2 separate regions of the Homo sapiens genome follow, and region 1 is linked to region 2. A link is a contact called in ENCODE Hi-C or POLR2A ChIA-PET data. All regions are on one chromosome and are shown on one strand. The core of a region is the stretch at or near the end of the contact, and the rest is flanking DNA. Distances in the headings are between cores, read along the strand shown.

Region 1 (5,239 bases), core at 824-3,323, 790 kb after region 2:
GGAGCTGCGCGAGAAGGGGCCGCCGCGGGTGCTGGAGCCGCTGAAGGACGTGGTGCTGATCGAAGGCAGCGCGGCCAAGCTCACTTGCCGCATTTCGGCTTTCCCGGACCCATTCATCCGCTGGAGTAAGGACGGCAAGGAGCTACGTGACGGTCCCAAGTACCGCTACGTCTTCGAGGACCCTGACGTGGTGGCACTGGTGGTGCGCGACGGCGAGCTGGCAGACCTGGGCCAGTACAGCATCAACGTCACCAACCCCTTCGGCCAGTGCTCCGACTCGGCGCGCATCCTCGTGGAAGGTACGCGCGCCCCGGGCGCAGCGCCAGGGCGCAGACCAGCACCACTCAGCCAGAGCCCGCAGCCCGGTCCAGCTGCGCGTGTTTACCTCTGGGCCTAGCTACAGGGTCCCCGCCAGCCCAGCTCTGGGCACGGCCTGGGGCGCATCGCCGCGCCAGCCAAGTGCGTCCTTCCCTACCTCGGGATCCAGCTCCACCCGGGCTGAGCAGTCAGCTGTGGACTTCCATCACGCGGCTCCGGGTCCCCAAGGTCACACAGCAAGCCAGAGGCAGAGCCAGGGTTGGACCCGGGTCTTCTGGCTCCCAACTCTGGCAATTTCCACTACCCGGAGCGGTCTCTGAGGCACCGCGAGATGTGTGAACATTCAGGGGCTTTCGCCCGCCTTATCTCTCTTGATCCTCTATTCGACCCCGAGAAGTAGGAGAGGCAGGGATAAGTCCCTTTAACAGCCAAGGAGATGAAACCAGAGAGGCTAATGATTTGCTCAACGTCACACTGCGAGTTTAAATGCATCTGTATTTAGTGCCGGGTATTAGCCGGTGAGGTGATGCCCTGCCTCATCTCCGGGTCCTTCACGGGGTTTCGCTCCCCTTTCCTTCCGCTAGTCCCGACGAAGATTCAAAAGGGACCCGACAACACTAAGGCGCGCAAAGGCACCACCGTGACGCTGACTGCGGAGATCCTGGGAGAGCCTGCGCCCGACGTAGGCTGGACCAAGGACGGGGAGGACATCGAGGAGGATGACAGGCGAGGGCCGGGACCTGCGGCACGGCCAGGGCCTGGGGCTGGAACCTGGGTGGGACTGAGCCCAGAAATCTGGCTGGAGTGACGGGGGCGGGGACTGGGCAGCGAGGAACAGAGCTGGCTAAGGAGCCCCGCCCAGTGCGCCCGTGTACTGACCACGGCTCCGCCCTCCTCCCCGCCGCCCTTCCGCAGGGTGTTCTTCGAGATCGGCAGCACCACCACGACGCTGACCATTCGCCGGGCCACGCCTCAGGACAGCGGCAAGTACGAGGTGTACGTGGAGAACAGCCTGGGCATGGACCAGAGCTTCGCTCGCGTCGACGTGGCCTGAACGGCACCCCCGGACCTTCCGCCCTGGCGCCGAGCCCGGGGGTGGTGGGACCCACAGCCCTCCACCAGCTTGCTTAATAAAGCTGCTCTCTGACCCTCCGCGTCTGTCCTGCTCTTCCGCGTCGCCATTCCCTCTCCCCCGCACCAGCGCCCACACGTATTCCAGACCCCCACGCCAAGGTCACAGCCTGTTGGAGTCACAGGGAGGTCTGGAGAGCGCCTAGCGCCGTGCTGCATTTCAGACAGTCAAACTGATAAGAGTTGCCCTCGCCGTCCAAGGCGCCCTCACTTCCCAGCGGTACCGCCGGCTGGGCCTGGGACTCCGCCTTCTCCGCTTTTGAGCGCCTCCAGCCCCAGCCCCTTGTGGCTGTTTGCCCCTGGCCCCGCCCCTTCCAGGGCTGGCCACACACCCCTGCTGTCCTTAGTCCCGTTTTCCTGTGGGACCCAGTTCCTCACTTCGGCTGCTGCCCCGAGGCCGATTCCCCAACAGCTCGGGTCCCAGTCTTAAGTTCCAGGCTGGGCTTCTCAGGCCCCACCCTTCTTCGCATTTAACCCCGCCCCGCGATCCCTTGGTCACACCCCTGGACTTCAGCACCTCTTTCCTCTCCCATAAAGTTAGAAAGCGGGTAAAGGGTCAGACTACAATTCCCGGCAGACCCTGCGAATGAGTTCTCGCGACTTGCGAGAAGACACGTGCGCGGAAGGAGCTTGCAGTAGCGGGCGGCAGAGCTGGAGTGAAGGGAGCTAGTGGTAAAGGGAGCTGGTGGAGGGGTGGCGGCAGGGGTAAGGGGCAGGGGACACCCTCTAGACGGAGAGCGGGCTCCGAGGTCCTGGCTGGCCCTCGGTGCGCCCGCCCCTGTGTTGGTCCCACAATCCCTGGCAATGAGAGGCCAGGGTTTATTGGACAGAGTCAGTTGTGGGGTTCAGAGGGTCAGCAATCAATCAATCCTCCGAATCCAGAGATTTAGACCCAGTCGTCCGTATTAGGACTGGAGGGGGGTCAATAGGTTCAGTGTTTGAGATGCCAAGGGAACCTGTCTTTTGATTTGGGGTTCAACATACAGAGGTTAGTTTTAGGATTCATGTTTAGCATATAGAGGATTTTTGCTGGGATTAGGGGTTCTTCAAATTCAGATCAGTGTTAGTTCAGTACTTGGGGATTACGTTCAGGATTTAAGTTAAATATCTGAGGCTCACTCAGGGTTTGCTGTCCAATATTCAGGGTTCACTATTGGGGTTCAGGGCTTAATATCTAGAATGAAGACGCAACACTTTGGGAATTTGAGGCTTCAGTATTTTGAGGTTTGGGTCTGAGAAGGGAGTCTCTGCCAGGTTTCTGAATTTGCAGAATTTGTTCATGGCCAGAGGGAAGTCTTTTAGAGATCAAATTGTGGGGTGTGAATTTCAGAATTTGGGAGGAATCACTGTGAGGTTTGAAGGCCGACTGGAATCTGGGTTGGGATTTGAGATGTGTGGGATTTGTGAGGTTCTGTCCAGGCAGGGACTATATTGAGCTTTGGGTTTACATCTTGGGGGAGGGCTAAGTGCTGCTATTTGGGGTTTGGGGTTTGGTTGGGGTGTGAGATCTGAGCTTGATTTCTCTGCTGGGATTTGAGATGTGTGGGATTTGTGAGGTGTTGGGTCCAGGCAGAGACTATATTGAGCTTTGGGTTTACATCTTGGGAGAGGGCTAAGTGTTGCTATTTGGGTTTTGGGGCTTGGTTGGGGTAGGAGATCTGAGCTTGATTTCTCTGTTGGAATTTGAAGTTTAGGTAGCAGTCACCATTATGCTCAAAGCGGTGATCCTGATTGGAGGCCCTCAAAAGGGTGAGGTGCCAGGGGAATGGGGGGAGGAGGTTGGGCTGGAGTGGTAGGCGGGATGGGGGCAGAGGAAGGCAGGAGGCCGAAATGTTCTCCTCTCTCCTCTCCCAGGAACTCGCTTCAGACCTTTGTCTTTTGAGGTGCCCAAACCATTGTTTCCTGTGGCAGGGGTCCCTATGATCCAACACCATATTGAAGCCTGTGCCCAGGTAACCTCAGGGGCTCCCCTCTCTCACCTCACTTCCTGCTTATCTTCATGCTGTTTCCCCCTTTCCCAACCATGAACTCTTCCCACCAGGCATAACTCCAAGGACCATCATTCACAGATGACAATGTGAATGGCGCCCCCTCAAGTTATGCTGTGCAGCTGCCCTGCTGTCTTCCCCTAATCTAGTTTCTCATCTGGCCTCTTCCTGCTCAGATTTCACTCCTATTTTTAAAGTGTGGAATGTGAGATCAGGCAAGGATCTTGGAGACAATGTAAAGCCGTAGCATGGAGACTCTTAATGATAACCAAGCACAAATTCATATCCTTGATCACATTGTTGCTCATTTCTTTATTGCTTTTCGTATTGAGCCAGGCAAGGTTTTGGTTTGAATTCAGTCTCTGCCTGCTGTGAGGTCTGCAACAAATAACACACCCTCTCTGACACTCAGTTTCCTTATGTGTAAAATGGGGGTGATTAGACCTACCTTGTTGGGTGGTGAAGCTTAGAAATGATATTTGTAAAATGCCTAGTACAACGCAGACCCTTGATAAATGGTACCCTTACCTCATGCTGATCTCAAGCTTAGGCTGACAGATAATAAAAATGGCCGGGGGGGAGGGGGCGGGGTGGAAATGGATTAATGCAGCTTGGTAGGCAAAGTCTTTCTTAGAGTGAGTCCCAGTTCAGGTTGGTGGGGGTAATAATTGATTGAAAGATCAGGCCTGGCATGGTAGCTCATGTCTGTAATCCCAACGCTTTTTGAGGCCGAGTCAGGAGGATCGCTTGAGGCCAGGAGTTCTAGCCTAGCTTTGGCAACATCAAGAGACCCCTTCTCTACAAAAAGTTTAAAAATTAGCTAGATGTGATGGCCTGGCTGTAGTCCTAGCTGCTCTAGAGGCTGAGGCAGGTGGTGACATGGCTGTAGTCTTCAATACTCAGGAGGCTGAGGTGGGAGGATCGCTTGAGCCCAGGACGTGGAGGCTGCAGTGAGCCAAAATCATGCCACTGCACTCCAGCCTGGGCAACAGAGCGAGACCCTTTTTCACAAAAATAAAACAAAACGAAAAAAGATCAGGCCTCCGACTTCCTCCAAATTCCTCATTGTCCAGAGGAGAAAATAGCCCAGAGTGGTGAGTGCCCTGGGGCCCCACAGCTGAGACTGAAACTGGTTTCTGGACTTTGGGCCAGCACCAAGGATTTCCCCAACATCCCCTCCTATTAGATATTCTTCATCCCAGCCTCTTCCCTTGTCCTCAGGTCCCTGGAATGCAGGAGATTCTGCTCATTGGCTTCTACCAACCTGATGAGCCCCTCACCCAGTTCCTAGAAGCCGCCCAGCAGGAGTTTAACCTTCCAGTCAGGTGTTTGTGCACACACTCGTATATGGGGGGGTGGGGATGCCCTAGGCCTCTGAGTTCTTGGAAGTGGGTTGAGTCAGCATTTGCTGGAGTTCATCCTCGCCTACTAGAAGGATTCTTGTTTGGACATCAATGAATCTCTGAGTATATAGAGTTTCTCTGTGGGCCTTGGGCAGGAGTAGTCCTGGGAGCAAGCGGTGGCGGTCAGGTGCCCTGGCTCATGGTATCTGTTTCCTAAGATCCACTGAGCTGGCTCTCGGGTCCCTGGGGACAGGTACCTGCAGGAATTTGCCCCCCTAGGCACAGGGGGTGGTCTTTACCATTTTCGAGACCAGATCCTGGCTGGGAGCCCCGAGGCATTCTTCGTGCTCAATGCTGATGTCTGCTCCGACTTCCCCTTGAGTGCTATGTTGGAAGCCCACCGACGCCAGCGTCACCCTTTCTTACTCCTTGGCACTACGGTGAGGGGGTCAGGAGGGC
Region 2 (5,429 bases), core at 1,867-4,366:
AGTCCTCCCACCTCAGCCTCTCGAATAGCTGGGAGTACAGACTTGAGCCATTGGGCCTAGCACATCAGCTATGTTCTTAGTATTCCCAATCCTTATTCAGATTTTTCCATAGTCTTGACAACAAAGAATCTCGGGCTCATAAATTTGAAAAGGAGAGCTTTACTTCTTATAAAGGGTTGCAGCCTGCAAGGTGGCCATTCTGACAGGCTGGGAAGTGTAGTTTCTGGCAGAAGCTGAAAGCAAGTACTTTGAGGGAGGGATAAAGGGAACAGGAATTTACACAGAGTGGGGTGGCTAAATACACATATTTAATAAGCTATAGGAGGAGTCATGATAATGAAAGAAACAAGTGCATGCACAATTGAGCTTCATGCCTCTTCATGGGTTGCATATGCAAAAAACGGCTGCATTCGCATGATCCTAGGGTGGAGTTTTCAGCCCTCTGATGTCAAAAGGTAAAGCGCAGGAAATGAAAACCCTCATTGTGCATCCTCTCCAAAACCCATCTGGAGATGATGGTCAGTTTTAGGAAGAGATGCATAGTGAAACTGATGAACTGTCATTTTGAAACTGCGAAGTCAGTCTGGGCAACATAGCAAGACCTTGTCTCTACAAAAAATTTAGAAATTAGCCAGGTGTGGTGGTTTGTGCCTGTGGTCTCAGCTACTTGGGAGGCTCAAGTGGAGGACTGCTTCAGCCCAGGAGTTTGAGGCTGCAGTGAGCTGTGTTCATGCCACTGCACTCCAGCCTATGTGACATAGTGAGATCCCTTCTCAAAAAAAAAAAAAAAAAAAAAGAAAAGAAAAGAAAAGGAAAGTGCAAAGAGTAGGGAGTCTGGTTCTGGCCTCTAAAACCAATGAAGGATTAATCATCCCTTTCTTGATTTCTAGAGCTGGTTTCTGCTTACTCCTTAGGAAAGAATTCTGTTTAAAGGTTAATAAGGAAGGGGCATATTGAGGTGTGTTGGACTTCCCATCTCATCATAGCCAGGAATTCAGTTTTTTTTTTCTTTCTTTTTTTTTTTTTTCAAAGAGTCTTGCTTTGTTGCCCAGGCTGGAGTGCAGTGGTGCGATCTTGGCTCACTGCAAGCTCTGCCTCCCGGGTTCACGCCATTCTCCTGCCTCAGCCTCCCTAGTAGCTGGGACTACAGGCGCCCGTCACCACGCCTAGCTAATTTTTTGTATTTTTAGTACAGGTGGGGTTTCACCGTGTTAGCCAGGATGGTCTCGATCTCCTGACCTCGTGATCCGCCCGCCTTGGCCTCTCAAAGTGCTGGGATTACAGGCGTAAGCCACTGCGCCCGGCCGGGAACTCAGTTTTTAAGGTTGCTCTAGTGTCCCCTTAGCCACGATGGGGTCCATTAAGTTGGTTGGGGTGGTACTTAAAATTTTTATTTCTCAGTCTCAAAAATGTCATTTTACAGTTTGTTTGAATCAGGATCCAAACAAGCTGCACTCATTGCATTTGAATATATTTCTTTTTTTTTTCTCAAGAGGGAGTCTTGCTCTGTTGCCCAGGGTGGAATGCAGTGGCACAATCTTGGCTCACTGCAACTTCTGTCTCCTGGGTTCAAGCGATTCTCCTGTCTCAGCCTCCTGAGTAGCTGGGGGCTACAGGTGTGCACCACCATGCCTGGCTAATTTTTGTATTTTTTGTTGGAGACGGGGTTTCACCATGTTGCCCAGGCTGGTCTTGAACTCCTGACCTCAAGTGATCCTCAGAGTGTTGGGATTACAAGTGTGAGCCACTGTACCTGGCCAACATTTGAATATATTTCTTAAATCTCTTATAATCTAAAACATCTCTCCTCATTTTTATACCCTAAAATTGTTGAAGGAAGAAGAGGTCATTTATTCTGTACATTGGCTCACATTCTGGATTTGTTTGATTGCTTTCTTGTAGTGTTATACAGTTGTTTCTCTTTATTTCTTGTTAACTGGAAATTACAGCCAAAACTTGATTAGAGTCACTCAACTTTTTTTTTTACAAAAATACGCTATACTTCATAAATATTTCTGTTCAATTGCATCACATCAAGAAACAATGCTCAGCTGTCCCATGTTTCGTGATCTAAGATTGATTAGTACATGTAGGTTATCTTCAGTGTACATCCTTCAGTGTAAAATTCTCCCATAAATTATCTAATACTTTTAGCATCCATCAACGACTGTTGACTAAATAAGTTATTTATTGAGATCCTTCCTCTGGTCCAGACTGTTTTCATCAGATTAGTTTTATCTTTGTCCCCTTTATTTCTGTAGCCAATTGCCTAGGAAAGATCCTTTCATCTTCCAGCTTTCTTAGATCTCCAAATCTCTCAGGTCTACGGACATCTGAGGCAGGAGCGCGATCTGGCTTGCCTGGGGAGCTAACGAGATAAGGAATTGAGTCAGTATTTCCTAACGTTCACACTTGAAGCCCATAAAGCAGGCAGGTGGTTTTAATTTTGCCCCGCTGGGTGGGTTGGGGTTAGGGAAGGATGGGTTAGAGGGAGGCAGAGTGAATCGGGCAATCTCCCCTTTCCTGCGGTCAAACTCAAAGGCTTTTTCTAGAAATCCTTCAACTGAGCCTGGGCCCTTTGATTTTCAATTGAGGCAAGGCCAAAGAGTCCAGGCCAGGCGTGGGGGCTCCCGTTGTAATCCCAGCGACCAGGAGGCTGATGCAGGAGGATCACTTGAGGCCAAGAGTTTAAGACCAGTCTGGGTAACATAGTGAGACCCTGTCCTGAGAAAAAAAATTTAAAAATAGCCCAGCATGGTGGCGTGCCTGTAGTCCCAGCTACTCGGAAGGCTGGGGGCGGGCGGATCGCTTGAGCAGGAGTTCAAGTTCGCAGTGAGCTATGATCACGTCGCTGCACTCCAGCCTGGGCGACAGAGCGAGATTCTGTCTCTAAAAAAGAAAACAGTCCATAGGGAGTAGGTGGAATTAGAGTAGAAAGAGAGAGTCCTGGATGCTCCGAATGGAGCCTTTCAGAGCTTTAACCACGGGACTACATCTCCCAGAATTCCGCTCGCCGGATCCCACCGCACTGAAGGGACTGCGCGTGCGCGAGTCAGGTGACGACCCGCCCCTACAGGCCCCAGAACCCCCGAGATTCCCCGCGCTTGCCTCCCGCCCTCTTCTTCCAGACTCTCGGTCTGTCCGCTGGGGGCGCGCGCGGTGTGTGGCAGGCGGCAGCGGCGCTGGCGGCCGAGTGCGCTTGTCACGCGTGGCGGTGCGTGGTTGCTAGGGGCGCCTGAGGCTGCCGGGTAGCCCAGCAGGCCGAGGGAGGAAGTAGCGTGGAGCCGGTGCCGAGCCGGGGCGAAGCTGGATCCCCTAGGTGAGTGCGGCTGCGGAGCCAGGGGAGCCGACCCCAGACACTCCGCCGGTCCCACGCTCCCGACCTCCCTCTACCTGAGTCCTTTCGCGCGGGTCCCCAGCCCTCCGGCCACTCTCACCCTAGCCCCGCTTCCTCCCGCCACCTCTCATCCCCCGGGAGGCCAGGGAGCCGCGGCCTCCTACCCGGCCGGGACTTCGCGCCTCCTCGGAGCCCTTCTCCTCTCCGCCACGCCCCGCGAACTTAGTCGGCCTCGCCTCCGGGTGCCCGAACACTGCCTCATCCCCTAGTTATGGCCTCCGAGCTTCCTCTGTCCTGCCGCGCTGAGGTTTAAATTCCCTCTGGGTGTGAGCCCAAGCTCCTCGCAGGCTCCAGGGCCGAATTTAACATGGATATCTGCTTTTTCACTTCTCCATCCTCAGTATCTGTAGAAGAATACGTTCCTAAACTCCACAGATTCAAACAGGATCTGAGATCCTGTGGAATTTAATTCTTCATTCATCAATTCCTTTATTTAATCATTCACTAAACAATTTTTAGTAAACATTGACAAATATTTAATGAGCCTGGGTACAATGGGAGGGATTGAGGGGATAGAGTGGCTAATAGGACAAGCATGTTTTCACGGAATTTACAGTCTAGGAGATTATTAATCAAGTAAACGAGCATTTGCCATACTGTGGTGTGTGCTGTGATAGAACAGGAAATACTTAATCCGGACTTACTTAGAAAACGACATTATTGCCATTCCTCCTGGTCTTCACATTCCCATTCTGGATCTCGGAAATATTTTAATCCTTCCTTGATGAAATCTTCTTTGCTTTCTCAGATACTACAAATCACCTATTCTTTAACTGCAGCACCTGTTGATTTAGCATTTGGGGGACCCTTTGGGACAGTGTTCCATCCCATCCTTCTGTTTCTTGCACTGAATACTGAGACACTGTTTGCATTTAAACCACCCACTTTGTGCTCAGAAAGTTAGCAGCTACTTATATTGGACTGAATCAATCCTTGAAAAATTATCAAGTGTTTTCTGCGAATAGAGAGGTGGGAGGACATTCCAGATACACAGTGGCTTTAGGAAAGGGACAGCAAGTCCTGAAAAGAGAACTGGAAACAGTTTGACAGACCTGGGCTAGATTTGGAGGGAGCCATCCAGTAACAAATAGAAAGAGTGAAGTTAATAGGGGTTAGATCACAAAGGGCCTTGGATGTTTTGCTGAGTTAGAACTATATCCCTGGAGCAGTGGTTTTCAAGCTGGAGTAATCAGGGTTGTAGACTTCCAAGGGATACACTTGCACGTCTAGCTTAACATGAATACATTTCCAGATCCTCAGCTTCCCAGTGAACTTTTTTTTTTTTTTTTGAGACAGAGTCTTGCTCCGTCACCCAGGCTGGAGTGCAATGGCACGATCTTGGCTCACTGCAACTTCCACCTCCTGGGTTCAAGCGATTCTCCTACCTCATTCTCCGGAGTAGCTGGGATTAGAGGCGCATGCTGCCACGCTCGGTTAATTTTTTGTATTTTTTAGTAGAGACGGGGTTTCACCATCTTGGCCAGGCTGGTCTCAAACTCCTGACCTCGTGATTCACCCGCCTCGGCCTCCCAAAATGTTGGGATTACAGGTGTGAGCCACCGCGCCCGGCCCCAATGAACTCTTTTTCTAAAACTTCCCTTACAAAAAAAGGGTAGGAGGCTGTGTGTGGCAAATCCCTCACACTTCCCAAATTTTAATATGGTGTATTGGCCTGAGTGTAAAAATGTCCTCAGATACAAATAAGGACTACTTTGGAAATATTTATTTTCAGGAACACCTCCTTTAGTGATTTAAGTTACCTCCCAACCCAGAAGGCTTGCCAATACACAATCCCATTCGTGTAAACTGTATTCTTTGTTAAGATATTCTGAAAAGAACACAACAGTTAAATGTAACGGGAATGTCTTTTGGGACAATGGAATTTTTAAGTTATTTGGATAAAACTTGCGTAAAATTTTTAAAGAGATTTCTTTTAGTTCAGGTGTGTGTTACTCAGTAAGATAGTTAATACCTATTTTAAGACTGGGTGTTGTGGCTCACACCTGTAAATCCAACACTTTGGGAGCCTGAG

What was found. A loop is a pair of places that touch in the nucleus more often than their neighbours do. ChIA-PET counts read pairs that join two places held with the same protein, here RNA polymerase II (POLR2A). Pooled maps may share reads with other maps.
Region 1: a map of naive thymus-derived CD4-positive, alpha-beta T cell shows a loop between it and region 2 (15-fold over the local background). The contact joins the promoter of GMPPA here to the promoter of TTLL4 in region 2. A Hi-C loop is called at or near these places in 1 of 168 maps with a recorded cell type or tissue (naive thymus-derived CD4-positive, alpha-beta T cell), 1 of 37 single-sample maps with no recorded cell type and 12 of 50 pooled maps. POLR2A ChIA-PET finds 5 or more read pairs at or near these places in 1 of 52 experiments (T-cell).

Annotation. Positions count from the first base shown.
Region 1 is chr2:219,496,818-219,502,056 of GRCh38, forward strand. GMPPA (GDP-mannose pyrophosphorylase A) reads left to right here and starts at 2,074. Exons shown (of 13, transcript NM_013335.4): 1 at 2,074-2,121; 2 at 3,139-3,198; 3 at 3,304-3,401; 4 at 4,659-4,762; 5 at 5,034-5,220. The coding sequence starts at 3,159. It overlaps SPEGNB (SPEG neighbor), which reads left to right. Exons shown (of 5, transcript NM_001286811.2): 3 at 1-299; 4 at 903-1,044; 5 at 1,234-1,470. The coding sequence ends at 1,372. All of the region lies in intron 1 of ASIC4-AS1 (ASIC4 antisense RNA 1), which reads right to left. RefSeq lists enhancers at 1-313, 314-1,131, 1,132-1,949, 1,954-2,143 and a silencer at 1,044-1,123.
Region 2 is chr2:218,707,719-218,713,147 of GRCh38, forward strand. TTLL4 (tubulin tyrosine ligase like 4) reads left to right here and starts at 3,117. Exons shown (of 20, transcript NM_014640.5): 1 at 3,117-3,319. It overlaps LOC124907983 (a long non-coding RNA gene), which reads right to left and starts at 3,766. Exons shown (of 2, transcript XR_007088089.1): 1 at 3,502-3,766; 2 at 1,884-2,368. RefSeq lists enhancers at 644-693, 2,919-3,018 and silencers at 3,399-3,448, 3,459-3,508.